3 separate regions of the Homo sapiens genome follow, and regions 2 and 3 are each linked to region 1. Evidence: read pairs that join two places in POLR2A ChIA-PET (ENCODE). Cell type or tissue: HepG2. All regions are shown on one strand. Links, peaks and the distances in the headings refer to the core of each region. The heading gives the core; the rest is flanking DNA. Region 1 overlaps BANF2 (BANF family member 2). Region 2 has its middle 72 kb from the start of SNORD17. Region 3 has its middle 45 kb from the start of SNORD17.

Region 1 (10,402 bases), core at 2,891-7,890:
TCAAAAAAGAAAAAAAAGGAAAAGAAAAGAAGGGGGGTAACCTTCCTATAACACTGAAGGTCGGACTCTGAGGAGCCCTCTCCCACCTAGGCTGTTAAGGGTCTGAGGAGACCCTGTCAGGCTGCACTCATACACCGGAGGGAGAAATGCCTCCATTTTGGATGGAAGCTCATGGCCTCAAGAGCTTCCACAGGGCTCCATTTTGTACAGTCCACTCAGGAACTACTTTTCAGGGTGTACCACGCTCACCACAGTATCCTGGGGCAGGCAAGTGACCACCCCTCACCTTCTTGGGCCACATGAGTCACTTTCTGTGAGGGCTGCTCGGCGGGTGGGAACTGAGCCTACCGTGGTCATGGTCACCACAGTTGTGGAGAGCTCACCTGAGAAAGAAGCCAGGGTGGAGGAAAGCAGCTCTGAGAGAAGGGAAGAGACAGAGTCCCCAGTAATCATTTGCAGGCCTGGATTTAGACATGCCTGACGGCGACTACCCTTGGACTTTTCAATTATGTCAGGCAAAAATAAACAAAATAGTCATTTTTGCTTACTTCAGTTTAAGTTAGGATTGTGCCTTTTATAACAGAGTTCTAACTGATGACCCCTAATACTCATTCACTCACTCACTCATCCAACAAGTGTTTGTGGCACACGCTTTGTGTACCGAGCACTGTGCTGGGCACAAAGGCCTCCCCATTCCACCCAGAGTGCTGGGGCAGGGTCAGGCCCATGGCTTAGGCATCAGGAATGAAAGAAATCACTTTCTAATGACCACTAATGCTCGTTGTTCAAAAATAAAGTAATATTTGCCTTCCTTGCCGTTAGCTCCGATTCTGCAATGGGGAACAAGATTTTTTCTTTCTCCGCTCCTTGTTGGCTGTCTTACACATGGCCCTTTGATTATACATCCTTATCTTGATGGGTCTACAGGTGATGAATAACCAAATACATTCAACAGTTCCTCAGACATTCACTGAGTGCCATCTGTGTGCAAGGCCTTGAGCTAAGTGCATGAACCCTCAGGACGATGTCTTCTGCAGATACCTCTCCCAGAGAAAACAGAACCAGCCCACGGCAGGGCACACCACACACGGTGTACTAGCCATAAGGAGGCATTCCCAAAGGCAGGGCTCACCTTTTCAGGGAACTAGGAAGGAGGTGGCGGCTCAGCTTCATGGACTCTGGGTCTGGAGGTTCCTGTTAACTCCTGCTGGAGGAGCTGGGCTGAGGGTAGGAGATCCTTGTCTGACCTTAGCTCCACCAATGACCAGCAGAGCGACATTGGGCCTGTCACCTCCATTTCTTATTTATAAGATCAGCGTTAAATTCACTGACCTCATCCTTCTGGTTCCTTCCTATGTTTTGTCTCTGTTCATTTACAGTCTCTAGATGGTATAAAATTCATACAGGTCCACAATCCCTAAGCTACCATTTTCATATCCAAATGGCTCTGAAATCCAGAAATTCTTTTTGGGGGCACAGGGCGGGGAGACTTACTTGGCAGCAAATGCTGGCCTGAACTGACATGAGGCTATTTATAGTCTTTATTATCCCAGTTAGTGTGAATATTTATACACTCCACCACAGGAATATTAATGGGTTTACAGGGTGCTGAGCCAGGCTCCACTAGGAATGTTCTGTAATATACAAAAGAGGCATCACATTGCCCATTTTTTCAAAAAAAAAAATTTTGAATTCCCTAGAACTTCTGGCCCCAGCAATTCTAAGTAAGGTTTCATGGATGTGTGCTAAGATCACCATGCCTGCAGCCAAGGCAAACTGCAACGATCCATGAAGAAGCCAGCTTGTCTCCCAGCTTGTGCAGCCTCCACCTTCCTTGTCCCATGACTCTGTCTCCCAACCTTTGTGAATAGAATTGTCCCTTGTCTATAAAATTCCATCTAGGCTGGACATACTTGTCTGATAGTGGTTCTAGCCAGGACTATTTCTGGTTGCATTTTTCCTTCATGAAAATATTCCCTTCCCTTTGGGGTCCTGTTATCTGCAAAGGATCAGGAGCTGATGAAATAGAATAAGTCATATAAAGAATGGACAAGCATATTAGTTCACCCTTCATGGATGAGATATCTGCATTTGTAATAGATGTATTTTTTTTCACCTTTTATTCTTCTTTTTCTTTCTTTCTTTCTTTTTTTTTTTTTTTTTGACAGAGTCTCACTCTGTCGCCCAGGCTGCTGGAGTGCAGTGGTACAATCTCGGCTCACTACAATCTCTGCCTCCCGGGTTCTTGTACCTAAGCCTGCCAAGTAGCTAGGATTATAGGCACCTGTCACCATGCCTGGCTAATTTTTGTATTTTTAGTAGAGACGGGGTTTCATCATGTTGGCCAGGCTGGTCTTGAACTCCTGACCGCAGGTGATCTGCCTGCCTCGACCTCCCAAAGTGTTGGGATTACAGGCATGAGCCACTGTGCCCAGACCACTTTTTATTCTTAATTGTGGTAAAATACACAACTTAAATTTTTACCATCTTAACATTTATTTATTTATTTATTTATTTTTTATTTTTGAGATGGAGTCTCAGTCTGTCACCCAGGCTGGAGTGCAGTGGCCTGATTATAGCTCACTGCAGTCTCGAACTCCCAGGTTCAAGCAATCCTCTTGCTTCAGCCTGGTGAGTAGCTGGGACTACAGGCACGAGCCACCACACCCGGGTAATTTTTTAATATTTTTGTAAAGATGAGGTCTTGCTATGTTGCCCAGGCTGGTCTCAAACTCCTGGCCTCAAGCAATCCTCCTGCCTCTGCTTTCCAAAGTGCTGGGATTATTACAGCCATAAGCCACTGCGCCTGGACTATCTTAGTCATCTGCAAGTGTACAGTGCAGTAGTGTTCAATGTACTCACGTTGTTGGGCCAATCTTCAGAACATTCTCATATCCAATAAACAACTCCCCATTTCCCCCTCCTCATAGCCCCTGACAAACACCATTCCACTTTCTGTCTTTATGAAGCTGACTACTTTAGATGCCTCATGGAAGTGGAATCACACAGGGGTTGTCTTTTGGTGACTGGCCTATTTTACTCAGCTTGATGTCCTCAAGGTGCATCCATGCAACAGGATCTCTCTCTCTCTCTCTCTCTCATTCTTTCTTTTTAAAATGGAGTCTTGCTCATCACCAGGCCGGAGTGCAATCATAGCTCACTGCAGCCTTGAACTCCGGGGTCAAGTGATCCTCCATCCTCCTGCCTCAGCCTCCCTAGTAGCTGGGACTACAGATATGCACCACCATGCTCAGCTAATTTTTTAATTTTTTCGTAGAGATCGGGGGGTCTCCCTAAGTTGCCCAGGCTGGTCTTGAACTCCTGGCCTCAAGCAATCCTCCCTCCTTGATCTCCCAAAATATTAGGATTACAGGCATGAGCCACCATGCCCGGCCAGGATTTTTCCTCTTTCTAAGACTAAACAACATTCCATTGTATACACCACATTTTGCTCCTCCATTCATCCATCATGGGAAGCTGGGTTGCTTCCACCATCTGGCCATTGTTACTAATGCTGCTATAAACGTAGGGGCACTGTAACATATTTCTAAACCTCTCAATATACACCCCCTTATGAGTACAGCATTCTGATCCCGCCTCTCTCTGCCATTATTACCCCACAGAGAAGGGGAAAGCAATGTTGTCTCGGGAGGGAGAAGGAGTTTCCCCAGAAGACAGGAAGGGAGAATCTACCTTCTCTGCCCCATGGATTCTAGAAAGAGGAAGAAGGCTCACCTCATTATCCGCACTACCCTCCCAGGGAAGGTGGAAGAGAAAAGAAAGATGAACGTTCATGGGCACGGGGCTTGAACTTCCCTACCTGAACAAACATCCAGAAGTGGGCAGACTCTTTAGATTCCAGTGGGTAGAGTCAGGAAGGTTGTCGGGCTGTGGGAATGGTGCATGGGACTTGGTGGCTTGCCTTCCAGGACTTGGCAGGAGATGACAACAACAGTCACTTCTGAAGTGTCTTGGGCAACAATGTAGCAGCAGTAAACAGTGGCTGGGAAGATAAGCTTGAGGCAGTGCCCTTGGTTTTTGCAGCAAAAAGTTCAGGGCAAGATAGGGCCGAAGATGCTTTAAGGCCTGATGGGTGAACTGAAGCCTGGAGTCAGGAGGAAGAAGTCCCATGCATGGGGACCTCACAACCATGGGCAAATGTCCAGGCCACAGGCTGCAGCAGTGGAAACTAAGATAGCCCTAAAAGACAAAAAGGGACTGGTCACCCCTCCATGGCAAGGAGCAGATTCCAGCAGCCGCACTGCCACAGGCTCAGGCCATCATCCTGCAGATTCCGTGGGTATTCAAAGTCCCCTCTCCCCACTGCCTTGAAGACACAGTCAGCACCTGTCTCCACACCCACCTGGCAGCCATCACTCTTTAGGAAGGACGGAGGAGGGGCAGAGCAGTCCCTAAGGAGACCGCACCTCCCAACAGGGACTCTCTAACACGGCCTGGAGAGAATCTGACTATTCCATTGCAAGGAGACAGAGAGTAGTAGGTGCCATTGGTGCCATGCGCAGGTCTCCTTGACCAGCTGGTGCACCCAGCTGCTACAAGTGTTGCAGGGAACCTCAATGCGTGGTTGTGGCTTTCTCTGGACTGTCACCTCTGCCGTGGAAGCTGCTACACCTGGAGACACCTGGGAGGTGCAAGGCCCAGGCCTCTGCCTAAGAGCAACTAATGGCTTGCGGATGTGGAAGCACAAAACCCTAACCCCCTTGTCTCAAGGTGGAGCCAACTCCCTGGTACCATTCCGGCTCCAGAGCCCCCCAGGGGGTCAGGTAGAAGCTGAGTGCCCCTGGTGCACACCTCTCAGCTCCTCCCCTGCCCTCTCCTGCTTCCTTCACCAGGTCAGGGGCACCGGAACCCGGCTCTCAGGCTCTGCTTCCAGGGAACCCCACCCAACACATACATAATTTGCAGCTACTCTGTTCTTACCACATTGTGTGGAGGTGTCTAAGAATAAAGAATCGTATTTTCTTTATACGGGTAAGTGTGGTGAGAGTGAATCTGTAACTGACTCCACTGTGCAGTTAAACAATGTCTTCAGGCAAAAGTGACTCTCATGAGGGCTTTACAGGCCCTGGAGGGGGGCCCCGGGGGAGGCCATCTGGGGGCAGGCAAGTGGCTCCACACTGGCCTTTGCCTGCAGGAGGATTGCTGTGCTCATCTCTAACCCAGACCTCCCAGGAGGTTTGTTCTCCGTTCCCACCAGAGTAGGGTTGCCAGATTTAGGTAATAAAAATGTCAGATGCCCAGTGAAATTTGAATTTCAGATAAACACAACATAACTTTTTAGTATAAGTATGGCCCAAGTATTTCACAGACTGTACTTATACAGAAGGGGCTTTTTCTTGTTTATCTGAAATGTAAATTTCACTGGGCATCCTGATTTCATCTGGCGGCGCCCCCGCCCCCGCCCCAACACTCCCACACAGTCTGACTCAGCAGAAGCCCCCAGATCTGCCCACACACCCAGCCCTGGGTTGCTGCGGGAACTGCAAGGGTCCAAAGTTCTTCCTGCTGGGATTCCACTCCTGGCTCAGCCGCCGTTAGGCCGGCCAGTTATTCTACCCTCTCTGGATCTGATGAAAGCCACAGACTGACGAGGCTCGAAGCTAAAGGGGAAACAAGATGATAATACACAGCTTGGGAGATCACTGCAGCAGCTTGTCACTCAGAAGTCACCTCGGAGGCAAGCACTAGTCTGGATGTCAGCTTGTCCCTGCTCACATGGAAAGAAGGTCTGGTGCCAGCCTGGGCTCACCCCGGGACTAGAAACAGAATAAGGATCACAGGCAAGCGGGAGAAATGGAACCGAATTGAGCTGGCGAGTAAGGGGGCTCATGGTGGCTGAGCGCCTACTACGTGCCTGCCTCTGTATGGCCATTGTCATGCATAGTCCTCAAAACGAATTCTGCAACATTAGAGAATTGTTCCTATTTTAAGAGATGTGAAAATGGAGGCCCGAAGAGGCAAAGGGGGCCACCTATCTAGTAAAAGGCAGTGATGAGCTGCAGGCTGAGGTCTGGGTGGTTCCAAAGACCAGCTCTTCCCTCTCCAGGACAGGAGTCAGAACAACAAGGACAGTTTTAGCAGACGCTGTCCCTGCCCTGCCCATGTCCCCCCCAGGGCTCATGGTTTCCATGGTGGCTCTTCGCCCTGCAAGTGGACAGGGCTGGGGACGAGACACCTTGGGAGCAGCCCTCGGCCAGGATGTGAGTAGGTGGGTAAGTACCCAGCCCCACACCCCTCAGGTGGCACAGCTCTGGGGCCTGTCCCACATTAGGTGATATCCAGACATCCCCAGTGGGAGGGAGCCCCCAGTGCTCATGGCAGTAACTGCTCAAGGCCACCTTCCCTTCCCGGTCTCACATCCTCACTCCCTTCCTCATGGGACCAGGAACCCTTTCCATATCAACTACTTGCACTGCAATTAGATGATCAGGTCAGCAACTGGGAAACCCACCTAAGAGAGCGGCTCATGCTTATCCAGGCTTACCAAGGCACCGTGCTAAGCTCCGCACCAAGATCATCTCATTTCATCCACCCACCTGCCCTTGGGATGAGATAGCTTCTATGATTATCCCATTTCACAGATAAGATAAATTAACTGACCTATGGCATTGCCAGGCCTCAAACCGAGTGGGCCTCAGCCTAATATCTGTGTTCTCAACCACTGAGATATTAAGCAAGGCTTCCATTGAGCTTCTGGGCAATCATTTTCCCTCCTTCTAGCTTTGGACTGACTTCCTCTGCTTGGGTGCACATATAAACAGGAGATGCAGCAGTTGGCTGCCCCAAAACAAAGGGGCATCTTGTGTACAGGTGGAGCTGTGCAGTGGTGCAGTGTTTTAAGCATTGCCTTCATTCCACTCATAGGATATCGAAGGCCCACGTGCCATGTATTCACCTCCTGTTCTTTGCTGGACAGAATGCCTCGCCCAAGATTTAATTTTCCTTCATTCCTCTGCTCTCACATTTTGTGTGTCCTGCCCTTGCCTGCTAGGCCTCAGTGCGGTGGTTCTGGATCCTCCTAAGGACCAAGGCATCTGAGTTCCTCCAGCCCTCCAGGTCCACATGTCTCCAGATAGGAGGGTGTGAGTATGTGCTTCTGTGAGTCTCAGTTCAGAAATCGGCTCTAAGTGACTTGCCTGATCTTCCCAAATGCAAAGACCTACTTAAGACCCTTTCAAAAGAAAATCACTAGGCTTGTTGGCTCTGGCTTCAGAAAAGGGGCCTGAGCAAGAGTTCTATCTGTTTGATTTGTCTCCATTCAAAGCCACATTCTCAAGGTTATAAAGAAAGGATTTCCCAGATTGTCATTGCTTTCATTGATTGCATTATCACCTGAGCAGTATCTTGCAGAAACTATAGATAGGAGTTTCAGTAATTTCTAAATAGCTTTTGGTGTTTTATAACATCAGAAGATAAGCTTGCCATTTGTAAACATGCGCTTGGACAAACAACATACACGCATTCCTTAGGAGGAAAAGAATCTGTTTCTGGGCCTGGGAAGGGTGGTGTTCCGCCTCTACTAAGGGTCAGTTTCAACACTGGATTGTTGGGAAAGAGTTTAAGCTGGAAAAAAGATCTCGGTTTCAATGATCTTCTTAAAATCAGCCACCCTTTGAGCATCTATTAAAAGTTCAAATCACGGGTTGCAAATGAAAAAGCCAGAGGGACAAGGCAAATTAAAAAAATAAAGCAGTGAAGAAAACAGTGCAAGGGCGCTGATAAAAGAGGACCAACATTGGACATCCACTGAGGAGGTCACAAAAGTGCTATGGACTGTGTAGCTGACTGAGGTCCCAGACCCCATCTAAAGGAGGCCACCCCTTTCTGGAATGTGGGTCCCATGTGACTGGCTCTTCTGAGTCTTTTCAAGAGAAGCCCAACGTTTAGATTTTTATGTACTAGTATCCAATTTTTAAATGTTGGGAAATCATTCAAATATTCATAATGCTGTATGGACCCAACAAAACAAAGCCATGCCACGGTTTGTCTCTCCTGCTATGGACCTTCCTTCAAGAAAAATGCCCCCTTGCACATATAAATACAATTTGACATCATATTTCAGGCTTTTGTGGATCAGGGATCTCAGGTTTTTTTCTGTTTGTTTTTGTTTTTGTTCGAGACATATCACTTTGTCACCCAGGCTAGAGTGCAGTGGCATGATCTCAGCTCACCACAACCTCTGCATCCTGGTTTCAAGTGATTCTTCTGTCTCAGCCTCTCGAGTAGCTGGGATTACAGGCATGCACCGCAACACCTGGCTAATTCTTTTTGGTTTTTTTTTTTTTTTTTTTTTGATTTTTAGTAGAGACAGGGTTTCACCATGTTGGCCAGGCTGGTCTCAAACTCCTGACCTCAAGTGATCCATCTGCCTTGGCCTCCCAAAATGCTAGGATTACAGGCATGAGACACCGTGTCCAGCCCGTAGTCAAGTTTTGATTCTTAAAAAACAATCTTGGCTGGGGCTGGGTGCAGTGGCACACGCCTGTAATCCCAGCACTTTGGGTGGCCAAGGTGGGTGGATCATCTGAGGTCAGAAGTTCGAGACCAGCCTGAGTAACATGGTGAAACTTCGTCTCTACTAAATACAAAAAAATTAGCCGGGTGTGGTGGCACATGCCTGTAATCCCAGCTACTCGGGAAGCTGAGGCAGGAGAATCACTTAAACCCAGGAGGTGGATGTGGCAATGAGCCGAGATCGTGCCATTGCACTCCAGCCTGGGCAATAAGAGCAAAACTCCATCTCAAAAAAAAAGTATATATATATATAGGATCAGGTCATTCTCATCTTGAACCTTGGACATGGTTTCCCTGGGACATGTTCTGACCTTCCCTGTGAAAAATATCTACAAACAGTGACTGCCATTCTTGCCTCTGCTGTACTTCCATCTTCCTACTCGGGGACCACATGCTACTCCCAGCATCTTCCCTTAAATCCTTACTGGGATTTTCTTTTTTTTGACACAGAGTCTCGCTCTGTCCCCCAGGCCAGAGTGCAGTGGTGCGATCTCGGTTCACTGCAAGCTCCACCTCCTGGGTTCACGCCATTCTCCTGCCTCAGCCTCAGTAGCTGGGACTGCGCCTGCCACCATGCCCGGTTAATTTTTTGTATTTTTTTTTTTTAGTAGAGATGGGGTTTCACTGTGTTAGCCAGGATGGTCTCAATCTCCTGACCTCGTGATCTGCCTGCCTTGGCCTCCCAAAGTGCTGGGATTACAGGCGTGAGCCACTGCGCCCGGCTGGGATTTTCATCTTTAAAGCATCCCTGGTGAAGCTTTGATTTCCAGTGCTTGCAAACCCATCTGAAAGTGCCAAGATGTGGTCCCCGGTCTCTTCCCTCTGTGTGGCCCTTGGGTGTTGGTGGCATTTAGATGTTGATCAAGTCATGCCTGGCCCTAGCTCTGCTCTAGAGGTTTGGATCTGTATATTCCATCCTGCTCACAGCGTCTACTTGCCTGCATGGACTTTGGATAGAGTCACCTGGAAATGACCAAAGATACACATATGCCATCCCTCCTTCTTTGCAGAGAAGACGAGAAAGACCTTTGCACTGATCTGCACTCTGAGCCACTGCCATCTGCTCATTGAATGCTACCCCTCTCTTAGTGGCAGTGAAAAGGCAGAAGGAGCCACACCTGGCTGGATTTGTGTTTGATCTTGGCTTTACCCTTTACTTGGTGGATCTGTTCCTACCTCTCCATTCCTGCCATCACTTAAGGATCCCCTACTACGGATGGGCTAGGTGTCTTGCTAATTCACAGACATCTTATTTAATCCTCACGACAAAGCTATGATGTAGGAACATATCTGAGCCCCATTTGCCAGATGAGGAAATGGGGGCTTAGACAGTTTAGTAACATGCCCAAGATCATATACTTGGCGAAGAGAAGAGCCAGAGCTTGAATCCTTCGTGTTAAGCTCATACCTGTGAGTTCAGCCAACTAACCAACAGCTACTTTTTTCTTCTTGATCTATATGGGTCATGATAATCCCCAAGCCGGGTCACTGAGTGGCTTAGAATGAGCTCATATGAAGTGCCCAGGTGAATGAGGGTCTCAAAGGTAATGTTGCTATAACAATCACCCTCACGTCAGCACACCCCAGCCCTGACCCACAATCTCTCCCTGGATTTAAAGTGTGTACTTGGCTCTAGGAACCTTCACCCTTCAGCCTGGCACACTTGGTGTCTGTCTGTGCTGACTCTCCGGATTTGGCCAACCTTCAAGCCCCTTCAACCTCATCTATGCCGTCACCTTGCCAGTTGGGTGGCTGCGTTTTCCTAAGTACAGACCCATGTGGTTTTCTGCACCTCTCAATAGTTCCCTCAGGCATGCAGCAGTGAGGGGCATGTCCCAGGCAGGGGTTGGGCACTTTGGGTGCCCAT
Region 2 (10,402 bases), core at 1,727-6,726, 180 kb before region 1:
ATGATAAGCCTCAGGTTGTGTATTCTTGGCAAGAATACTGGGAAAATGATGCTGTGTTCTCAGTGCATCAGATGAGCGGGGACATGAGGTCCCTTTCTTAGTTTGGGAGAATAAATTCTGATGAAAAATATTCCCAGTGAGAAGGAAAATCGAGAGGATCTCAGGAGGCTGGTGTGGTTTGCACAAGCAACTGTGCTTCGCTCACATTTTCAAAGGACAGAAGCAAAGGGTGGAAGGCAGAGAACTCCACTCAGAGAGCGAGAGAACGGAGAGAAGAGCGGCTGAAAAGCTGGCTCCAGAAACGAGCTGAGGCCCTGAAAAATGCTGAAGGCAACCAAATAGGCTTCTAAATTGCTTACTTAAAAAACACTCATTCGTTTTCCTGACAATAAAAAATAGAATGTGGTCATTGTGGAAAATACAAACGTATAAAGAAGGAAACAGTAACTCCCTGCATCCTACACCCAGCTGTAGCCACGGCTAATATTTTGGGTATTTTCCCTCCCCACCTCCAGGAAAGGTTTTTAAAGCTGCGCTTGGAGCATGAAACAAAATGAGAAAGACTTCAGCTTCTCGGCGTGGGGAAGGTGATGTCATGCCAGCGGGGGCGGCGGAAAGGGCTGCCTGTGCTTCCCCTTCACTCTCGGGACGCGGCTGTGGGCTGGGCAGGAGGGAGCCAAGTCTGGGGTGCACTGGGGAGCCCAGAACCACTGCTATGCTCTGCAAAACTCTGAGGCGCTTCCAAAAGTTTGGAGCTGGGCATGTATTTTACTGATTTCTAAAAATCGTAAGCGGTTGTTCGGGGGGAGGAGAAGGGTGTTGGGGTGACGGGGTGTCCGCGCTGGAGACTCAGCTGTGTGCGCCCTGATTCAGACGAGGGAGGCCTTCCAGGTGGGGGTGGGCAGGGAGCTTCTGGGGAAGAATGCATCCTGAGGGCGGAGAGCTACAGGGTAAGGGGGCCAGGCTGTCGGCATTAGAGGGGTGTCTGCGTTTGGCTGCAGCCCAGCCCGCAGGCTCCAGAGTCTGGGAGCCGCGAAGGAGCCGCCCTTATCAGGCAGTAGGGCGAGCTGCCCCAGGGGACAGTCTCTGTGCTGAGGGCATTCCTCGACCTGGGTCGTGGCGCCTACTAGCAGGGGGTTCCAGGATTCCCAGGGCAGAGCTGTCCGGTGTGAGGTGTCCAGCTGGCTTGAGGCCTGTGGCCCTGAAGGCCGGGTGGGCCAGGAGGCTGAGAGGCAGCCACCTTTAAAGGGAGCCAGAGCAGGGAGGGAAACGGAGCTCTTCCCCTGCCGTCCTGGCGCTGTTCCTGCCAATAGACAAGGCAGATGTGTACAATGATTATAGTCTTTTTGTTTGTTTTAAGAGACAGCCTTGCTGTGTTGCCCAGGCTGGAGTGAGTGCAGTGGCTTGTTCATAGCTCACTGCAGCCTGGAACTCCTGGGCTCAGGGGATCCTCCCACTTCAGCTTCCCAAGTAACTGGGACTACAGGTGTGTGCCACCATGCCCTGCTAATTTTTTTTTTTTTTTTTTGAGACGGAGTTTCGCTCTTGTTGCCCAGGCTGGAGTGCAATGGCGGGATCTCAGCTTACTGCAACCTCTGCCTCCCAGGTTCAAGCGATTCTCCTGCCTCTCGGCCTCCCGAGTAGCTGGGATTACAGGCATGTGCCACCACTCCCGGCTAATTTTATATTTTTAGTAAAGACGGGGTTTCTCCATGTTGGTCAGGCTGGTTTTGAACTCCCGACCTCAGGTGATCCGCCTGTCTCGGCCTCCCAAAGTGCTGGGATTACAGGTGTTAGCCACTGCACCCAGCCACCCCACTAATTTTTAAATTATTTATTTATTTAGAGACAGAATCTCACTCTGTCACCCAGGTTGGAATGCAGTGGCACCATCATAGCTCACTGCAGCCTCAACCTCCAGGGTTCCAGGGATTCTCCTGCTTCAGCCTCCCAAGCAGCTGGGACTATAGGCGTGGGCCAGCCCATCAGACTAATTTTTTTTTTCAGATCCTCACATCTCAGATGAACATCCAGCTAATTTTAAAAAGTTTTGTAGAGATGGGGTCTTGCTATGTTGACCAGGCTGGTCTCGAACTCCTGGGCTCAAGCAACTCTCCTACCTCAGCCTCCCAAAGTGTTAGGATTACAGGTGGGAGCCATCACACCACCCAGCCTGATTATAACATTTTAACTGTGGGCCAGGCACTGTGTTAAGTCTAAGTCTGCGTATGTTCAAAGTAGCCTTTGCAACTGGTCTATCGAGGTAGGTATTTATCATTCCTGTTTTACAGAGGACTCAAAGGTAAATGATATGGCAGATGTGGTCAGTGCCCCAATGTCTCCCGGGCACTGGGAGGTGACCTCAGACCATTCCATGTGTGCCTGTGGCTCCCTGTATCTCTCTACAGGGCATGCTCTATGGCCCTTGGAGTGTGGGGAGTTAACACCTCAAGAGTGATTCTCAGCTGGTGGGCGAGGGATGGGAGTTGTATGAAAACCCCAGGGTGCTTGCTCCTTGATGAGACAATTTTATTTTTAATTGTAGTAAAAAAAACACATAGCATAAAATTTACCATCTGAACCATTTATAAGTGTATAGTACAGTAGTATTAACTGTTTGCACCTTGTTGTGTAATAGAACTTTTCATCTTGCAAAACTGAAACTCTATACCCATTAAATAACTCCCCATTCCCTCTCTCTGCAGGCCCTGGCAACCACATTCTACTTTCTGTCTGTGAATTTGACACTTTAGGTACCTTGTATGCAGTATGTGTCCTTCTGTGACTGGCTTATTTCACTGAGCATAATGTCCTCAAGATTCGTCCATGTTGTAACGTGTATCTGAATTTCCCTTTTTTTTTTTTGTATTTTTAGTAGAGATGTGGTTTCACTATGTTGGCCAGGCTGGTCTTGAACACCTGACCTCATGATCCACCCGCCTCAGCCTCCCAAAGTGCTGGGATTACAGGCATGAGCCACTGCATCCAGCCAGCATTTATCCTTTCTTTGTGTTACAAACAATCCAGTTATACTCTTAGTTGTCTTTAAATGTATAATATACTATTGTTGACTGCTGTCAGTTTGTTGTGCTATCAAATATTAGATCTTATTTATTCTATCTAACTATATTTTTGTATCCGTTAACCATCCCCACTCTACCCCCACCCCACTACCCTTCCCAGCCTCTGGTAACCATCCTTTTACTCTCTATCACCATGAGTTCAATTGTTGTAATATTTAGCTCCCACAAATAAGTGAGGACATGTGAAGTTTGTCTTTCTGTGCATGGCTTGTTTCACTTAACATAAGAACCTCCAGTTCCGTTCATGTTGTTGCAAATGACAGGATCTCATTCTTTTTTATGGCAGAATGGTACTCCATTGTGTATATGTACCACATTTTCTTTATCCAATCATCTGTTGATGGACACTTAGGTGGCTTCCAAATCTTGGCTATTGTGAACAGAGCTGCAACAAACATGGAAGTGCAGATATCCTTTCATTATGCTGATTTCCTTTTTTGGGGGTATATTTTTAGCAGTGGAATTGCTGGATCATATGGTAGTTCTATTTTTAGTTTTTTGAGGAACCTCCAAGCTGTTCTCCCTAGTGGCTGTACTAATTTACATTCCCACCAACAGTGTACAAGGGTTCCCTTTTCTCCACATCCTTGACAGCATTTGTTATTGCCTGTCCAAAAGACAAAAGCCATTTTAACTGGGGTGAGATGACCTCTCATTGTAGTTTTGATTTGCATCTCTCTGATGACCGATAATGTTGAGCACCTTTCAATATGCCTGTTTGCCATCTGTATGTTTTCTTTTGAGAAATGTCTATTCAGATCTTTTGCCCATTTTTGGTTGGATTATTAGATTTTTTTCTATAGACTGGTTTGAGCTCCTTATATGTCCTGGCTATTAATTCTTTGCCAGATGGATAGTTTGCAGATATTTTCTCCTATTCTGTGGGTTGTTTCTTTATTTTGTTGATTGTTTCCTTTGCTGTGCAGAAGCTTTTTAACTTGATGTGGTTTGTCCATGTTTGCTTTAGTTGTCTGTGCTTGTGGGGTATTATTCAAGAAATCTTTGCTCAGTCCAAAGTCCTGGAGAGATTTTTTCCCAATGTTTTCTTTTAATAGTGTCATAGTTTCAGGTCTTAGATTTAAGTCTTTAATACGTTTTGATTTGATTGTTGTATATGGCAAGAGATAGGGGTCTAGTTTCATTCTTCTGCATATGGATATCCAGTTTTCCCAGCACTATTTATTGAAGAGACTGTCCTTTCCTCAATGTATGTTCTTGGTACCTTTGTAAAAAATGAGTTCACTGTAGATGTATGGGTTTTTTCCTGGGTTCTCCATTGTTTTCTGTTGGTCTACGTGTCAGTTTTTATGCCAGTGCTGTGCTGTTTTGGTTACTATAGCTCTGTAATATAACTGGAAGTCAGGTTATGTGATTCCTCCAGTTTTGTTCTTTTTGCTGAGGATATCTTTGGATACTCTGGGTCTTTGTGGTTCCATATATATTTTAGGATTTTTTTTTCTATTTCTGTGAAGAATGTCATTGTTATTTTGATAGGGATTGTATTGAATCTATAGATTGCTTGGGATAGTATGAACATTTTGACAATATTGGTTATTTCAATTCATGAACATGTAATATCTTTTCATTTTTTGGTGTCTTCAATTTCTTTCATTAAGATTTTGTAGTTTTCATTGTAGAGCTCTTTCACTTCTTTGGTTAAGTTATTTCCTAGGTATTTTATTTCATTGGTAACTATTGTAAATGGAATTACTTTCTGGATTTCTTTTACAGATTGTTTGCTGTTGGCATATAGAAATGCTACTGATTTTTGTATGTTTTTTTTGTATCCTGCAACTTTACTGAATTTATCAATTCTAATAGTTTTTGTTGATGGATATTTTTTGTTTGTTTGTTTCTTGTTTTTTGTTTGAGACGGAGTTTTGCTCTTGTTGCCTAGGCTGGAGTGCAATAGCGCCATATTAGCTCACTGCAACCTCCACCTCCAGGTTCAAGCAATTCTCCTGCCTCAGCCTTTCAAGCAGCTGGGATTACAGGCACCCGCCACCACACCCAGCCAATTGTTTGTATGTTTAGTAGAGATGGGGTTTCACTGTGTTGGCCAGACTGGTCTTGAACTCCTGACCTCAGATGATCCACCCACCTCGGCCTCTCAAAGTGCTGGGATTACAGGTGTGAGCCACCATGCCTGGCTGATATTTACTTTTTTAAACATTTAATTGTTATTTTTGTAAAAATAGAGATGAGGTCTCACTGTATTGCCCAGGCTGATCTCCAATTCCTGAGCTAGAGTGATCCTCCAGCCTTGGCTTCCCAAAATGCTGGAATTACAGGTGTGAGCCACCACACCTGACCTGTTGATGGATATTTAGTTTGCTTCCACCTTGTGACTATTGTGAATAATGCTGCAGTGAACATAGGTATGGAAATATCTCTTCAAAATCCTATTTTTAATTCTTTTAGTTATATACTTAGAAATGGGATTGCTGGATCATGCAGTAGTTTTAGTTTTAATCCCCTACCTGTATTTCCTGGATTCATCACCCAAATAAACTATATGCTCCAAGCCTTTGTCTCGGTATGTGCTTCTGGCAGGAACCTAAGCTTAAGCTTGTCACTTGCTTCAGGTTACTCAGTCAATAAGTGGCTCTTCTGAATATCTATTGCTGTAAAATGAGCTGTCCCCAAATCCAGTGGCTTAAAACAACACTTCGCAATTACTTCTGCTTCTGTGAATTGGCTGGGCTCAGCTGGGTGGCTTTCACTTGGGGTCTGCCATGGCTGCAGTCAGGTGTTGGCTGGGGCTGGAGGGTCTGAAGGCTCGACTGGGCTGGAGGCCCACAGTGGCTCACTTGCACACTGGCCATTGATGGCAGGAAGCTCAGCTGAGGCAGTCTGCCAGAACTTCTGCAAGGGGTCTCTTCATGTGGTGAGGGCTTCCTCACAACATGGTGGCTGAGTTCTGAGCGTAGAGTCTCAAGAACAAACATTCCAAGAGACAGGAACAGGCAACTGTTAAGGGCCTTGTCTTTAAATGGCAGTGTCACTTGTGCCATATGCATTTTAGAGCGGGGTGAAGAAATGGACCCCCTGGTGGGATGGGGCAAGGCCATGCTGCAGAAGAGCATGTGGGAAGGGAGAGATTTTTGTGGCCATCTTTGGAAGACACAGTTGGCCATAGTGACAGAGGCAGTATTCAGACCCAGGCAGTCTGACTTGAGAAGCTGATTGCAACCTCTATGCTGCCTCCACTTGAGAACACATTCTGAGAATTCTTGACGTTTCTAAGGGACTGGAGAGCCAGCAATAATGGCAAACCTAAGAAATGCTATTTTTGTTTATTATGACCTCTTTTTAATGTCCAGACTGATGTGGCTGGGTGAATTACAGGTCTCAAGCAGATTCCAAAATGTAGAGACAGTAACCTTGATGTTGACTTTTGGAAAATTATAGAGCAGAGCGTGACATAAACTCATTTGTGAACAGCAGGGAAAAAAAATGCAGTGATGGTGAGGTGGGAGAGTTTGGTGGGGATGAGCTGTGCCCAGCTGTGGTGGGTGGCATAATGGCCCCCTAGAGATATCAGGTCCTAACCCTTGGAGCCTATAAATGTTACCCTGTAAGAAAAATGGGTCTTTGCAGAAGTGAGTAAGAATCTTGAGATAAGAGATTATCCTGGACTCTCCTGTGGGCCCTAAATGCCATCACAAGTGTCCATATAAGACAGAGTTAGACTTGACTCACACTCAGAGAAGAAAGCCATGTGAAGACAGAGAAGAGAAGGATTTGAAGACACTGGATGTGAGAATTAGAGTGATGTGGCCATAAGCCAAGGAATGCTGTAGCTCCCAGAAGCTGGAAGAGGCAAGGAACAGTTTCTCTCCTAAAGCCTCCAGAGGGAGCACAGCCCCACTGATGGATTGATTTCAGTTTGGTGGCACTGATTTCAGACTTCTGGTCTCCAGGACTGTGAGGTAATAAATTTCTGTTGTTTTAAGACCAAAAGTTCATGGTAATTATAGCAACCACAGGCAACGAATACACAAACCAACTTTCTTTTTAGACAGTACTGGATAATGGGGTAAATAAATTTGTGTCCAGCCAGCATTTTATGTTACTGTTTTTTTTTGTTTTTTGTTTTTTGTTTTTTTGTGAGACAGGGTCTTGCTATGTTGTTTATGCCAATCTCGAACACCTGGGCCCCAGTGATCCAGTCTCAGCCTCCTGAGTAGCTGGGACTACAGGCATAGGCCACCACCCCCAGCCGGCATTTTAATAAAGGATTGGCAAACTCACTGGTAATGACGGTGTTTTTTGGTGGGATTTATGGCAGATTGCACGTCTATCAGCAAAGTGTTTGCCATCAAGGAGTCCGTTGCCCTGGTGGTCATGGAGTACCAAAGGGCTCTGTGGTGAGCTCTGCCCTAGCCAATCAACGTTCAGTCCACTTTCTGGATGAAGATGGCAGAAAGTACAGGGTCAGATGTGCAGGTGACACATATTGGAGGGAACAGTGAAAGTGACAGCCAAATGGGAGATGAAAGTGATTTCGATAGATTGGAACTTTGGAGTAAGGCCAAGATCAATTGATATCAGAGAAAGTTAGGTTTTAAAGAGAAATCTGGTGTCCAAGCATAGAACCAGTTGAGGAGGTCTGGGCGGTCTGGGCGGTGTGTGTGAAAAGAAGCTCAGGGTTTCAGTCGCCACCAGCGTGGTGCTGTTTTTGTAAGGGGAACCTAATTTGGGGCACTATGGGACGATAGTGTCCAGTTCATAGAAGCAGATGGTCCCAGGGTGATCACGGCTGGTTGAAGCATACTGAACTACTTTGCTTCATTTTTAATACCCCTCCCCTTTTTGAAAATGTGTAGCAGGACAATATGGGATCAGGAAACCAAGTGTTCTGACTCTGCATTGTCTGCCCCTCCGTGTTCATTCTCTGACCTCCTCTACTCTGACCCCAGGAGGCTGACCTCTCTGGACGAATATTAGCTAGCTAATGCTGTGGAACAAATCATCCCGTGGAACAAAACATAGTGGCCTAAAGCAACAATAATCATTTAATGTCTCACAGTTTCTGTGGGTTGGGAATCCAGGAGTGGCTTCTGACTCATGAGGTTGGCATCAAGATGCAGCTGGGTTTGTAGTCACCTGAAGGCGTGGCTGGGGCTGGAGATGGCTTCCCACCACGGATGATGAGTTCGTGTGGCTGTTGGCAGGAGGCCTCAGTTTTTCACCTTCTGGACGCCTGCACAGGGCTGCTTAAGCAGCCTCACAACATGGCAGCTGACTCTCGCCATCGTGAGTGATTCAAGAGAGAGCAAGATGGAAGCCGCAATATCTATGATGACCTGGTCACAGTCTGTCATTTCCACAACTGGTAACACAGGTCAGCCCTATTTAATGTGGGAGGGGACTACATGAGGGCAGGATTGCCAGGAGGTGGGGTGCATCTGGAAGGCTGGCTGCCACAGGAACAGTGGGAGGGGATGTGCTGTGGCCAGAAGAAAATCAGGACAGACCAGAGCTGGAGGGTATGATCTGCCCCAACTCAGGTTGGCCAAGTTCAAGCCCCAGTTCCGGGATGGAGAGCTCCATGCCTTGGCCCTGCCAGTGGGACTTCTGCATGTGCTGGGAGAGAAGAAAGGTTTCCTTTGAGCCCTGCCAGGATCTTGTTACAGTCTCCACAGAGCAAGACTTCAGGGTCAGGGTGTTGCATTATGAAGACAGGAGCCGTGGAGCCTCCAGCAGGAGACAATGGCTTCCATTGAGATAATATGACTTAACGAGGCCACAAGTCCACAGCCACCACTCAGGAAACAATAACCATTTCAAGAGGGCACAGGAGGTGTTACAGAGAGGCGTGGTGACACACCCCACCCACCGTGGCCTCAGAGATGGTGCTAAGGGAGAAAGTTTGCTGGGATTTGTCTGAAAAGGTCAGTTATTAAAAACAGCTTCTGGCTGGGCGCGCTGGCTCACACCTATAATCCTACCAGTTTGGGAGGCCGAGGTGGGCGGATCACTTGTGGCCAGGAGTTCAAGACAACGCTGGCCAACATGGTGAAACCCTGTTTCTAATAAAAATACAAAAATTAGCTGGGTGCGGTGGCATGTGCCTGTAATCCCAGCTACTCAGGAGGCTGAGGCAGGAGAATCGCTTGAATCCGGGAGGCAGAGGTTGCGGTGAGCCAAGATCATACCACTGCACTCCAGCCTGGGTGACAGGGCAAGACTCTGTCTCTAAATAAATAAATAAATAAAACAGCCTCTTAAAAACACAGCGGCTTCTGACCTTCATGCACTTTGTTATTGCTCAGGCCAGGGTGGTGCTTTCCTGATTCCTTTTCCGAGTTTATGAAGGCACCGTTACTGCTTAGCATCAGGTGAGAAGAGAGGGGTACATTAGGAATTAGAAGAAGAAGGTTTGAGCATGACTTGTTTGAAACAGTCATGTGGGTCTCTCTCTGTTTCCCTGATGTCTGTCTTTGAGATCTTGTATCCAGCAGAGCGCTGGCTGACATCCTGTCCCAGGAGCAGAGAGTGCTATGTGTGGGTCCAGCCATTTGTCTGCTGGCAGGGGACTGGGGATGGGCTTGGGCCTTGCAGTTGAGCAGAATCCCACCCTCCACCACTGGGCCCTGGGGCTGGGCTTCTTGGTGTCATACCTGGAATTAGTATCAGTGAAGTACTACTCTGCCACGATGTCTCACAGCCAGGACGCGGAGAGCACAGAAAAATCCCCAAAGAAGGACCTCCCTTGGAAGATACTTGCCAACTACCAGGTCCCCCAAGACAGAAGGCACACGTGGGTAGACCTGGGTGTTCCTGATGGGAGTGCCCAGAAAAGAACCTCTCTTGGAAAGAAGGACCCTGCTGAACCAGGGCTTACAGATCATAGTTCCATGTGGAAGGCCCTCTGGAATATTTGTGAAGGCCATTGGGGAGGACAGGCTGGAATTTCCACCTGAGCTTAGCCACTTACAGATGGTATGACCTTTGTGAGTTAATGCGTGTCTTCGTGGAATGGCTGTCTGGCATTCTGTGGCCTTCCGGTGCATCTTTCCCCTTCCAGCAGCCCTCCAATTTTCTTTTGGGGAACTATTTGTCCTCTCCCTGGCTTGAACGTCATCAAGGAGGTTGCTGGAGGGGATGTCTGTGGGAGATGCAATTGACTCAAAGCCAACACAAGCTTGCTCCATACCTTTATTTACCTGAATGTCTGGGGTCTGGAACAGCTCTGAGTGAGTAGAATTTCCTGTAAGTGAAATCATATTTTAATTGCAGGGGGACATTTGCTTTTTAAAGGGAACTTGTTGAAAATATTTATAAAACAACAAAAAAATCATTTAGCTGTGCAT
Region 3 (10,402 bases), core at 1,978-6,977, 210 kb before region 1:
CCAGGTTCAAGCAATTCTCCTGCCTCAGCCTCCCAAGTAGCTGGGATTATAGGCGTGTGCCACCACACCCAGCTAATTGTTGTATTTTTAGTAGAGACAGGGTTTCACCATGTTGGCCAGGCTGATCTTGAACTCCTGACCTCAGGTGATCCACCCGCCTCAGCCTCCCAAACTGCTGAGATTACAGGCGTGAGCCACCGTGCCCGGCTGAGATTTCTTATGGAATTCACTTGTGTGGTTATGGAGGCTGAGGAATCCCATGATCTGCCATCTGCAAGCTGAGACCCAGGAAAGCTGGTGGTGGAGATCAGTGGAAGTCAGAAGGCCTGAGAATCAGGAGGCTGGTGGCGTCTTAGCTTAAGCACAAAAGCATGAGAACCAAGGGTGCTGATGTCCAAGGGCAGGAGAAGGATGTTTCAGCTCAAACAGAGCAAATTTGTTCTTTTTTGCTGTTTTGTTTTATTCAGGTTCTCAGTGAATTGGAGGATGGCCACCCAAGTGAGGGAGGCCATTTGCTTTATTCACTTCACCAATTCCCATGTGGATCTCCTCTGGAAACAGCCTCACAGACACGCCCAGAAATAATGTTTAGCCATGGGCATCCCTCAGCCCAGTCAAGTTGACATAAAATTAGCCTTCACAATTTCAGACCACCTGAATGAATGCCATCTCTTTCTTGTGGGTTTGTTTCCTACTTTCCATCTTATTTTTTTATTGCTGTTCTACTTTTGGAAAATGTCACTGACTCCATCTTTTAATGCATCTTTTAATGTTTGATTGTTTTCAATTAAACTTTCTATTTTGAGATAAATATACTAGATTCACATGTAACTGTACAAAATAATCTAGAGGTCCTGTGTATCCTTGGCTGCTATGGTAACATCCTGCAAAACTACAGTACAATATTACAACCAGGATGTGGACATTGACATAACACATCAGATACACACACTTCTGTCCCTACCAGGATCTTTCGTGTTGCTCTCTTATAGCCACACCCACTTGCCTCCTGCAGCCACTCCCTCCTTAACCCATTTCTCTAACTTTCCCATTTCAAGAATGGAATCATATAATATATAAACTTTTATAATTGGCTTTCTTTCACTTAGCATAATTTTCTGCCAATCCTACCAGGTTATTATTTGTATCAATAGTTTATTCCTTTTATTTATTTATTTATTTATTTATTTATTTTTGAGACAGTGTCTCACTCTGTCACCCAGGCTGGAGTGCAGTGGTGTGATCATGCAGCCTCAACCTCCCAGGCTCAAGCGACCCTCCCACCTCAGCCTCTGGAGTAGCTGGAACTGTAGGCTGCACTACCATGCCCAGCTATTTTTTTTTTTTTTTAATAGAGACAGGGTCTCACTATGTTGCCTAGGCTGGTCTCGAACTCCTGGCTTCAGTGATCCTCCTGCTTCAGCCTCCCAAAGTGCTGGGATTACAGGTGTGAGCCACTGTGCCTGACCAGTTTATTCCTTTTTAGTGCTGAATAGTAGTCCATGATATAAAAGTACTATCTTTTTTAGAACCATTTCCCATTAAAGGAATTAGGTTTCTTTCTAGTTTGGGCTGTTGAGAATAAGGCTGCTATAATCATTCATGTATAAGTTCATATCTGAACTTAAGTTTTTATTCTCTGGGATAATTACCCAAGAGTGAAATTGTTGGGTCATATGGGAGTTGCATGTTTAGATTTTTTTTTTTAAAGAAACTGTCAAACTGTTTTCCAGGGGGCTATTTCATTTTACATTCCCACCTGCAATGTATGAGGGATCCGTTTTCTCCACATCCTCACCAGCATTTGATGTTGTCCCTATTCTGTTTTGTATTTTAGCCATTCTGATAGATGTGTATAATATCGCATAGTGGTTTCAATTTGCATCTCCCTGATGGCTGACATTGTTGAGCATCTTTTCATGTATTTATTTGTTATCTGTACATCCTCTTCAGAGAAATATCTCTTCATATTTTTTGCCCATTTTATTCTAACTGGATGGCGTATTTTCATACCGTTGAGTTTTAGGGATTCCTTATGTTTTCTAAATACTTGTCCTTTGTTGAATAAGTGACTCACAAATATTATCTCCTAGTTTATAGCTTGCCTTTCACCCTCTCAACAGTCTTTCACAGAGCAAAATAACAATAACAATAATAATAATAATAATAATAATAATAATAATAATAGTTTTCTGAGACAGGGTCTCACTTTACCACCCAGACTGGAGTGCAGTGGTGTGATCACAGCTCACTGCAACCTCAGACTCCTGGGCTCAAGCGATCCACCCACCTCAGCTTTCCATGTAGCTGGGACTACAGGCACATGCCAGCATGCCTGGCTAATTTTAAAATTTTTTGTAGAGATGGGATTTTGCCATGTTGCCCAGGCTGGTCTTGAACTCCTAGCCTCAAGCGATCCTCCTGCTTTGGCCTCCCAAAGTGCCAGGATACAGGTATAAGCCACTGCACCCAGCCCAGAGCAAAAAGTTTTAATTTTGATAAAGTTCAATATACAGTTTTTTTCCTTTTACAGATAGTGCTTTTGCTATCAAGTGTAAGCCCTAAACTCTGGAGATGTTCTTTGTTTATTTATAAAAGTATTATGGTTTTACATTTTTCATTTAAGTCTGCAATCCATTTTGAGTTAATTTTTGTAGAAGGTGTGGGGTTTAGGTGGGTCATTTTTTGCCTCTGGCTATCCAGTTGTCCCAGTATCACTTGATGAAAAGGCCAACTTTTCTTTTCTTTTCTTTTCTTTTCTTTTTTTGAGATGGAGTCTCGCTCTGTTGCCCAGGCTAGAGTGCAGTGGCACGATCTCGGCTCACTGCAACCTCCGCCTCTCAGGTTCAAGGAATTCTCCTGCTTCAGCCTCCCGAGTAGCTGGGACTACAGGTGCCTGCCACCATGCCTGGCTAATTTTTTATTTTTAGTAGAGATGGGGTTTCACCGTGTTGGCCAGGCTGGTCTCGAACTCCTGACCTTGTGATCCACCCGCCTCAGCCTCCCAAAGTGCTGGGATTACAGGCGTGAGCCACTGCGCCCGGCTGAAAAGGCCAACTTTTCTTCATTGAATTGTGTTTGTGCCTTTGTCAAATATCAGTCGTGCATATTTTTGTGCATCTAATTCTGGATACTCTGCTCTGTTCCATTGATCTATGTGTCTCTTCCTCCACTAGCACAACACAGTCTTGATTACTGTAGCTGTATTGTAAGTCTTGAAATTGGGTAGGCTGATTACTCCCATTTTATTTCTCTTTCTCAAAATTGTATTAGCTATTCTTTTGCCTTTCTGGATACATTTTAAACTAATGTTGTCTATATCTACAAAAAACTCTGCTGGGGTTTTGATGGGTATTTTTTTAAACCTATGCAATTTTTATGGAGAACTGACATCTTTTCTGTGATGAGTCTTCCAATTCATGAACATGTGATGCCTCTCCATTTATTTAGATCTTTGATTTCTTTCACTGGCATTTTGTAGTTTCAGCCTACAGATCCTGTGCAAGTTTTTTTTTTTAAATTTGTACTTTTGAGACAGGGTCTTGCTCTGTTGCCTAGGCCAGAGTGCCGTGGCACGAACACGGCTCATGGAGCCACCGTGCCGGCCGGAAAGTTTTGATAGATGTATATCTGAGTATTTTACTTTCTTTTTGTGCAATCTGTGTTATCAAATTTATATGTGTAGAGCAGTTTGTAATATTTTCTTGTTATTCTTTCGATGTCTGCAATGTCTACTGATAGCCTCTGTTTTATTCCCGATATTGGTAATTTGTGTTTTCCTTTTTTCTTTCTCAGTCTTGGTAAAGTTTTGACAATTTTGTTGTTTTCTCCAAGAATCAACTCCTTGTTTTATTGACTTTATTATTTTTTTTTGTTTTTGTTTCCATTAAGTTCTGCTTTTATTATTTTCTTTCTTCTATTTGCTTTGAGTTTATTTTGCTCTTCTTTTTTTAAGTTCTTGAGGTGGGACCTTACATTGTTGCTTTGAGACTTTTGATCTTTTTTTTTTTTTTTTTTTTGATGGAGTCTCGCTCTGTCGCCCAGGCTGGAGCGCAGTGGCGTGATCTCGGCTCACTGCAAGCTCCGCCTTCCAGGTTCACGCCATTCTCCTGCCTCAGCCTCCCGAGTAGCTGGGACTACAGGCGCCCGCCACTACGCCCGGCTAATTTTTTGTATTTTTAGTAGAGACGGGGTTTCACCGTGTTAGCCAGGGTGGTCTCGATCTCTTGACCTCGTGATCCGCCTGCCTCGGCCTCCCCAAGTGTTGGGATTACAGGCGTGAGCCACCGCACCTGGCATGATCATTTTTTAAGAACACTTATTTTTTTTAACAGTTTAGCCAAAACTGAAGAGAAAGTACAGCTACCATATACCTCCTTCCTCCAACCCACAACACACAGTCTTCTGCGTCAGCAATACCCCGTACCAGGGTGGTAGATTTGTGACAATTGTTGAACCTACACTGACACATTGTTGTCACCCAAAGTCCAAGTTTACATTAGGGCTCACTGTTGGTATTATACATTCTTTGGGCTTTGACAAATGTATAATGACATGCATTCATCATTATAGTATCACACAGAATAGCTTCACTGCCCTAAAAATCCTGTATGCTCTGCCTGTTTACCCCTCCCTACCCTTCCCAAACCCTGGAGACCACTGAACTTTCTAGTGTCTCCATAGTTCGGCCTTTTCCTGAATGCCATATAGTTAGAATCATATAGCATGCGGCCTTTTCGGGTTGGCTTATTTCACTAAGTAATAAACAGTGAAGATTCCTCTATTTATTTTCATAGCTTGAGAGTACATTCCTTTTTAGCCCTGAATAATATTCCGTTCTCTGGATGTACTGGTTTATTTACCCATTCACCTACTGAAGAACATCTTGGTTGCTTCCAACTTTTGGCAATTACAAATAAAGCTGCTATAAACGTCAGTATGCAGGTTTTTGCATGGACACATTTTCAAGTCCTTTGAGTAAATACTAAGGAGTGTGATTGATGAAAATGGTATGGTAGGAGAATGGTTAGCTTTGTAAGAAACCTCATGAGGGGGGTTTTCTCCAGTCTTTACTGTGAGAAACCAGTAGAACTCCTGAAGGTAAAACTCACAAAAGTATGGCATGTGGCTGGGCGCGGTGGCTCATGCCTGTAATCCTGGCACTTTGGGAGGCCAAGGTGGGTGGATCACTTGAGGTCAGGAGTTTGAAACCAGCCTGATCAACATGGTGAAACCCCATCTCTACTAAAAATACAAAGATTGGCTGGGCGTGGTGGCACACGCCTGTTATCCCAGGTACTCAGGAGGTTGAGATGAGAGGATCGCTTGAACCTGGGAGGTGGAGGTTGCAGTGAGCCGAGATTGTGCCACTGCACTCCAGCCTGGGTAACAGGGGGAGACCCTGTCTCAAAACAAACAAACAAAAAAACCCCCAAGAAACCAAAAGTATGGGCATGCCCTTCAAGACTGGCCCCATCCCCGGAGTTTTAAACTCTTAGACTTGTCCACACTGAGCCTCCAGCAATTTGTAAATTGCAGTTCAGGCTTTCCTGTCCCTGTACTTGTTCCTAGCAAGGTCTCTGCACCTGTGACTCTGCAGTGATAAGTTGTGATTCTCTGTACGATCTGTCTGTCTCTCCAATTTTGGAGGCAGTGGTTTGCCCTGTGACCTCAATTCTGTGACAGATCTAAGAAGTTTTTTTTTTTTTTGAGACAGTCTCACTCTGTCACCCAGTCAATCTTGGCTTATTGCAGGTTTGACCCCCTCAGACTCAAGCAATCTTCCCACTTCAGCCTCCTAAGTAGCTGGGACTACAGGCAGACGTCACCACACCCAGCTTATTTTTATTTTTTATTTTTGTAGAGACGGGGGTCTCCCCATGTTTCCCAGGCTGGTCTCGAACGCCTGAGCTCAAGCAATCTTCCCACCTCAGCCTCCCAAAGTGCTGGGATTACAGGCATGACCCACTGCAACCAGCCAAGAGTTGCTGATTTTTAGTTTGTTCGGTTTTTTTAACTTATTAAGATGGAGTCATGACTTCCAAGTTCCTCATATGTCCGATTGAAAACTGGAAGGAAGCTTCTTTTCCTGTTTTTAAAGTTTTGATTCCTGTATTGGTTATCTACTGGCACAATGACGCTGCCTAATAAACAACTACAAAGTCTTAGTGACATATAAAAGTATCATCTGTTTTTAGTCACAAGTCTACCAGTTGGTTGGTTGGTTGATTTGTTCTGCTGATTTATATTGGGCTCTGCTGACTTTGCTTGGGATCATTCACTTGTAGAAAGGCAGCTGGTGGTTAGTTGGGGCTGGCGGAGCTTTTAGGACTCAGCTGGTATTACTTGGCTCTGCTTCATGTGGTTTCTTATCCTCCATCAGGCAGGCCAGATTGGGCTGTTCTCAGGATGGCTGGGCAGGGTTCTGCAACACAGCAGAAACCCCAGGCCTCCTGAGACCCAGGATCAGAACTGTATAATGTCACTTCTGCCTCATTTTGTTGGACAAAACATGTCACGAGATCATCTCAGTGGTGGTGAAATTATTATTATTATTTTGAGACAGAGTCTCACTTTGTCACCCAGGCTGGAGTGCAGTGGCGTGATCTCAGCTGCTCACTACAACCTCTGCCTCCCATGTTCAAGGGATTCTCATGCCTCAGCCTCACCAGGTAGCTGGGATTACAGGTGCACGCCACCACGCCCGGCTAAATTTTGTTGTTTTTTTTTTTAGTAGAGACGGGGTTTCGCCATGTTCCCAGGCTGGTCTCAAACTCCTGACCTCAAGTCATCTGCCTGCCTCGACCTCCCAAAGTGCTGGGATTACAGGCATCAGCCACTCTGCCCGGCTGTGGTGAAATTATTAATTCAACCTCCTGGTAGAAGAAACTGGGGCTATCCTAGCAATACCTCACAGTTTCTGTCCTTGATTTTTAGAGGCTTTGTTCAAATATCCACTAATCTTTTGTTATTTTTTGTTTGATTTTTAAAAATCCATATGCATATTGTACTGGGGTCAAAATATAAATTTAAAAGTATTTATACCTTGTATTTGGAATTTATATACAATATTTCCTGCAATGTTATTTCATTTTATTTCCTGCAATACAATGAAAACATGGAAAATTCTAAGTGTCCCAATAATGAAAGAACCATTCAGTAAATTATGTTATTTATTAAATGGAATATTCAGCCATTGAGAATAATGTCCTTGAAGTTTTAAATGCTCAAGATCTCGCTCTCTCTTTTTTTTTTTTTTTTTTTGAGATGGAGTCTTGCTCTGTTGCCCAGGCTGGAGTGCAATGGCACGATCTCAGCTCACTGCAACCTCTGCCTCCTGGTTGAAGTGATTCTCCTGCCTCAGCCTCCCAAGTAGCTGGGATTACAGGCACCCGCCACCACACCCAGCTAATTTTTTATATTTTTAGTAGAGATGGGGTTTCACCATGTTGGCCAGACTGGTCTCAAACTCCTGACCTCAAGTGACCTGCCAACCTCGGCCTCCCAGAGTGCTGGGATTACAGGTGGGAGGCACTGCACCTGGCCAAATGCTCAAGATCTCTTGTTGAGGGAGAGAAACAGGGTACAAAACTGTTTCACATAGTGAAATCCACCTGACGAAGCCCCCAAATCTCAGTGGCTTACCCAGCACAGTGTCCTTCCTCCCAAGAGTCCCACTGGTCTGGTGCTTAACAACTGGGCTTGGTGCTTGGGGGTCTGTTATTCTACGACCGCAGTGAAGGAGCCGTGGCTGGCTGGGGCAAGCTCTTTCCATGGCAGATGGCAGGAGCATAAGAGAAGGAGGGGAACATGCAAGACTTCCTAAGGCCCAGCCTTGGGACAGGCACCCTGACACTTCTGCCAGCCTGTTGGTCAAAACAAGTCAATGGTCAAGCCCAAGGGCAATGTGGGCAGGGAACTCTTTTCCATGCCCTGGGTTGGGGTCAGGGAAGGCAGGAGGAGAAAATTCTTATTGGACAGTAAGACAATCTACCACACTTCTTCACAAACTCCTTCAGCTCCCTGGCCCCTCTCTCTTTGTAGAGCCCCATCCTGAATGAACACAAATATTTCCCTTCTCTACCTACATACCTGAGCAGCAGAATATTGCTGGAGAAAAGTTTGTAACTTAGCTAATCAGCTAATTTCTCTATAAATGAATTATCTCAAGCATCAATTGGATACTAAACATGGCCTGCCTAACTTCTTTTCCCTCCATAGGTGTATGTATATTTGTGTTAGTTTGTTTGTTTATGGTGGTAAGAAAACATACAACACAAATTTTACCTCAGCCAGTTCTAAGTGTACAATACAGTAGTGTTAAGTACATTCATATTGTTGTTCGACCAAGCTCCAGAATTTTTTCCTTTCCAAGCTGAAACTCTATTCCCATTAAAAAACTCCCCATTGCCCACTCCTCCACAAAGCCCCTGCTAATCACCATTCTACTTTCTGCTTCTATGAATTTTATTACTCTAGAGATGTCACATACATGGAACCATACAGTATTTGTCTTTTTGTGGCTGGCTAATGTCACTTAGCATAATGTCCTCAAAGTTCATTCATGATATAGCATGTGTCAGAATGTCTTTCCTTTTTCCTTTTTCTTTTCTTTTCTTTTTTTTTTTGAGATGGGGTCTTGTCTGTCACCTAGGCTGGAGTGTGGTGGCACAATCTCGGCTCACTGCAACCTCCGCCTCCCAGGTTCAAGTGATTCTCCTGTCTCAGCCTCCTGAGTAGCTGGGATTAAAGGCATGCACCACCACACCTGGCTAATTTTTGTATTTTTAGTAGAGACAGGGTTTTACCATGTTGGCCAGGCTGGTCTTGAACTCCTGACCTCAGGTGATCCGCCTGCCTCAGCCTTGCAAAATGCCGGGATAACAGGCATGAGCCACCACACCCAACTGTTCTTCCTTTTTAAGGCTGAATAATATTCCACTGTGTATTCTATATTTTGTTTATTCGTCCATCGACAGACAATTGAGTTGCTTCCAGCTCTTGGCTATTGTGAATAGTGCTGCTGTGAACCAGGGTGTATGAATGTCTCTTAAAAGTTCTGATTTCAATTCTTTTGAGTATAAACCCAGAAGTGAACTTGGTGGATCATATGGTAATTCTATTTTAATTTTTTGAGGAACCACAATACTGTTTTCCACAGTTTACATTCCCACTAACAGTATGCCTAGCTTTTTATATTTCTCCAGGAAGCCTGCTTTGCCACTGCCACCAATGACTTTGTCATACTTTCTCTTCCTCTAAACTCCCCTCCACTCTTCTACTCTTACTGTCAGTTTCACCCGCAGATGCTGCCTTATTTTACTGAGAAGAAGACCGTCAAATCCAAAAAGAAGCCATCAAATCCAAACACACTCCTTCTCCCGATTTCAGACCACATTCATTGTCAGCATCTTCTCCTTCTCGTCTGTTACGACCGACGAAATGCGTCTGCTCCCTGTCAGGGCAAACCCCTTTGCCTGTGCTCTGACTCCACCTCTCTTGCCAACTCAAAACTTCATTACTTCATTCATCTTTCTAATTTCCTTCCCCGTCCAAATTTCCTTCCAATTTCTATCACCCATCTACTGGATCCTTTTTGTCAGCATTTAAGTAGGCTGAGTGTTGTCCACCTTTAACAGAGATTCACCCTTAAGAGTTCATATCATCTCTGTGATATTCTTGCCAAGAATGTTTAACCTGAATCCAATCATGACAAAAAAATCAGGACAATCCAGAATGTGGGACATGCTACGTGACAACCAGCCCAAACTCTCCAATGTCAGTGGCATGAAAGACAGAAAAATACAGGGGACTGTTTCTGATTAAAGGAGACTACAGAGATGTGGCAACCAAATGGAATGCATGACTCTTGATCGGATGCTGGACCAGAGAAAAAGCTACAAAGGACATTTTTAAACATTTGGGGAAATGTGAATATGGTCTCTTTATTAGATAACTTTGATGCTAAATTTCTTTGAGTGGGATATATCATGAGGTCATGTGGGAGAATGAGCTCGTTCTTAGGAAAAGCATGCTGATATACAGGGGGGTCTGCAACTTTATTTCCAGTGATTTACCCCAAAGTGAATACATGCGGGTATGTGCATGGGAATTAAATGTGACAAAGGGTTGACAAATGATTAAAGTGAAGGGTACAGAAGTGTTCATTGTTCTATCCTTTCAACTTTTCTGTAGGTTTTTCATTTTTAGGAATTAGCCATATTGGTATGGGTCTATTTCTAGACTTTTTATTTTCTCCCATTGATCTGTACATCTCTCCTTTTGCCAATACCACATAAGTCAAGATGACTATAGCTTTGTAATAAGTATTAAAATCTGGTAATATAATTCTTCCAATTTAAAAAAAATAAAAATAAAAATAAAAAGTTGAGCAGAAAAAGAA

What was found. Peaks named below come from ENCODE experiments on the same cell type or tissue, not always from the same donor. Only the 100,000 strongest peaks of a DNase experiment are listed, where the experiment ranks them.
Region 2: POLR2A ChIA-PET joins it to region 1 with 5 read pairs; 4 of 35 experiments call an interaction of 5 or more read pairs at or near these places.
Region 3: POLR2A ChIA-PET joins it to region 1 with 8 read pairs; 2 of 35 experiments call an interaction of 5 or more read pairs at or near these places.

Annotation. Positions count from the first base shown.
Region 1 is chr20:17,705,959-17,716,360 of GRCh38, reverse strand. All of the region lies in intron 1 of BANF2 (BANF family member 2), which reads right to left. Among named protein-coding and RNA genes, the nearest start is that of BANF2, 11 kb to the right of the region's middle. In HepG2, for the core only: a CTCF peak has its summit at 6,031; DNase peaks (open chromatin) are centred at 5,540 and 6,051; H3K4me3 peaks cover 1,444 bases; H3K27me3 peaks cover 1,001 bases.
Region 2 is chr20:17,885,999-17,896,400 of GRCh38, reverse strand. No RefSeq gene overlaps it. Among named protein-coding and RNA genes, the nearest start is that of SNORD17, 72 kb to the left of the region's middle. RefSeq lists enhancers at 421-560, 215-891, 7,580-8,779 and a silencer at 8,662-8,956. In HepG2, for the core only: no CTCF peak of the experiment used is centred there; a DNase peak (open chromatin) is centred at 4,080; H3K4me3 peaks cover 341 bases.
Region 3 is chr20:17,912,527-17,922,928 of GRCh38, reverse strand. No RefSeq gene overlaps it. Among named protein-coding and RNA genes, the nearest start is that of SNORD17, 45 kb to the left of the region's middle. In HepG2, for the core only: no CTCF peak of the experiment used is centred there; a DNase peak (open chromatin) is centred at 4,488.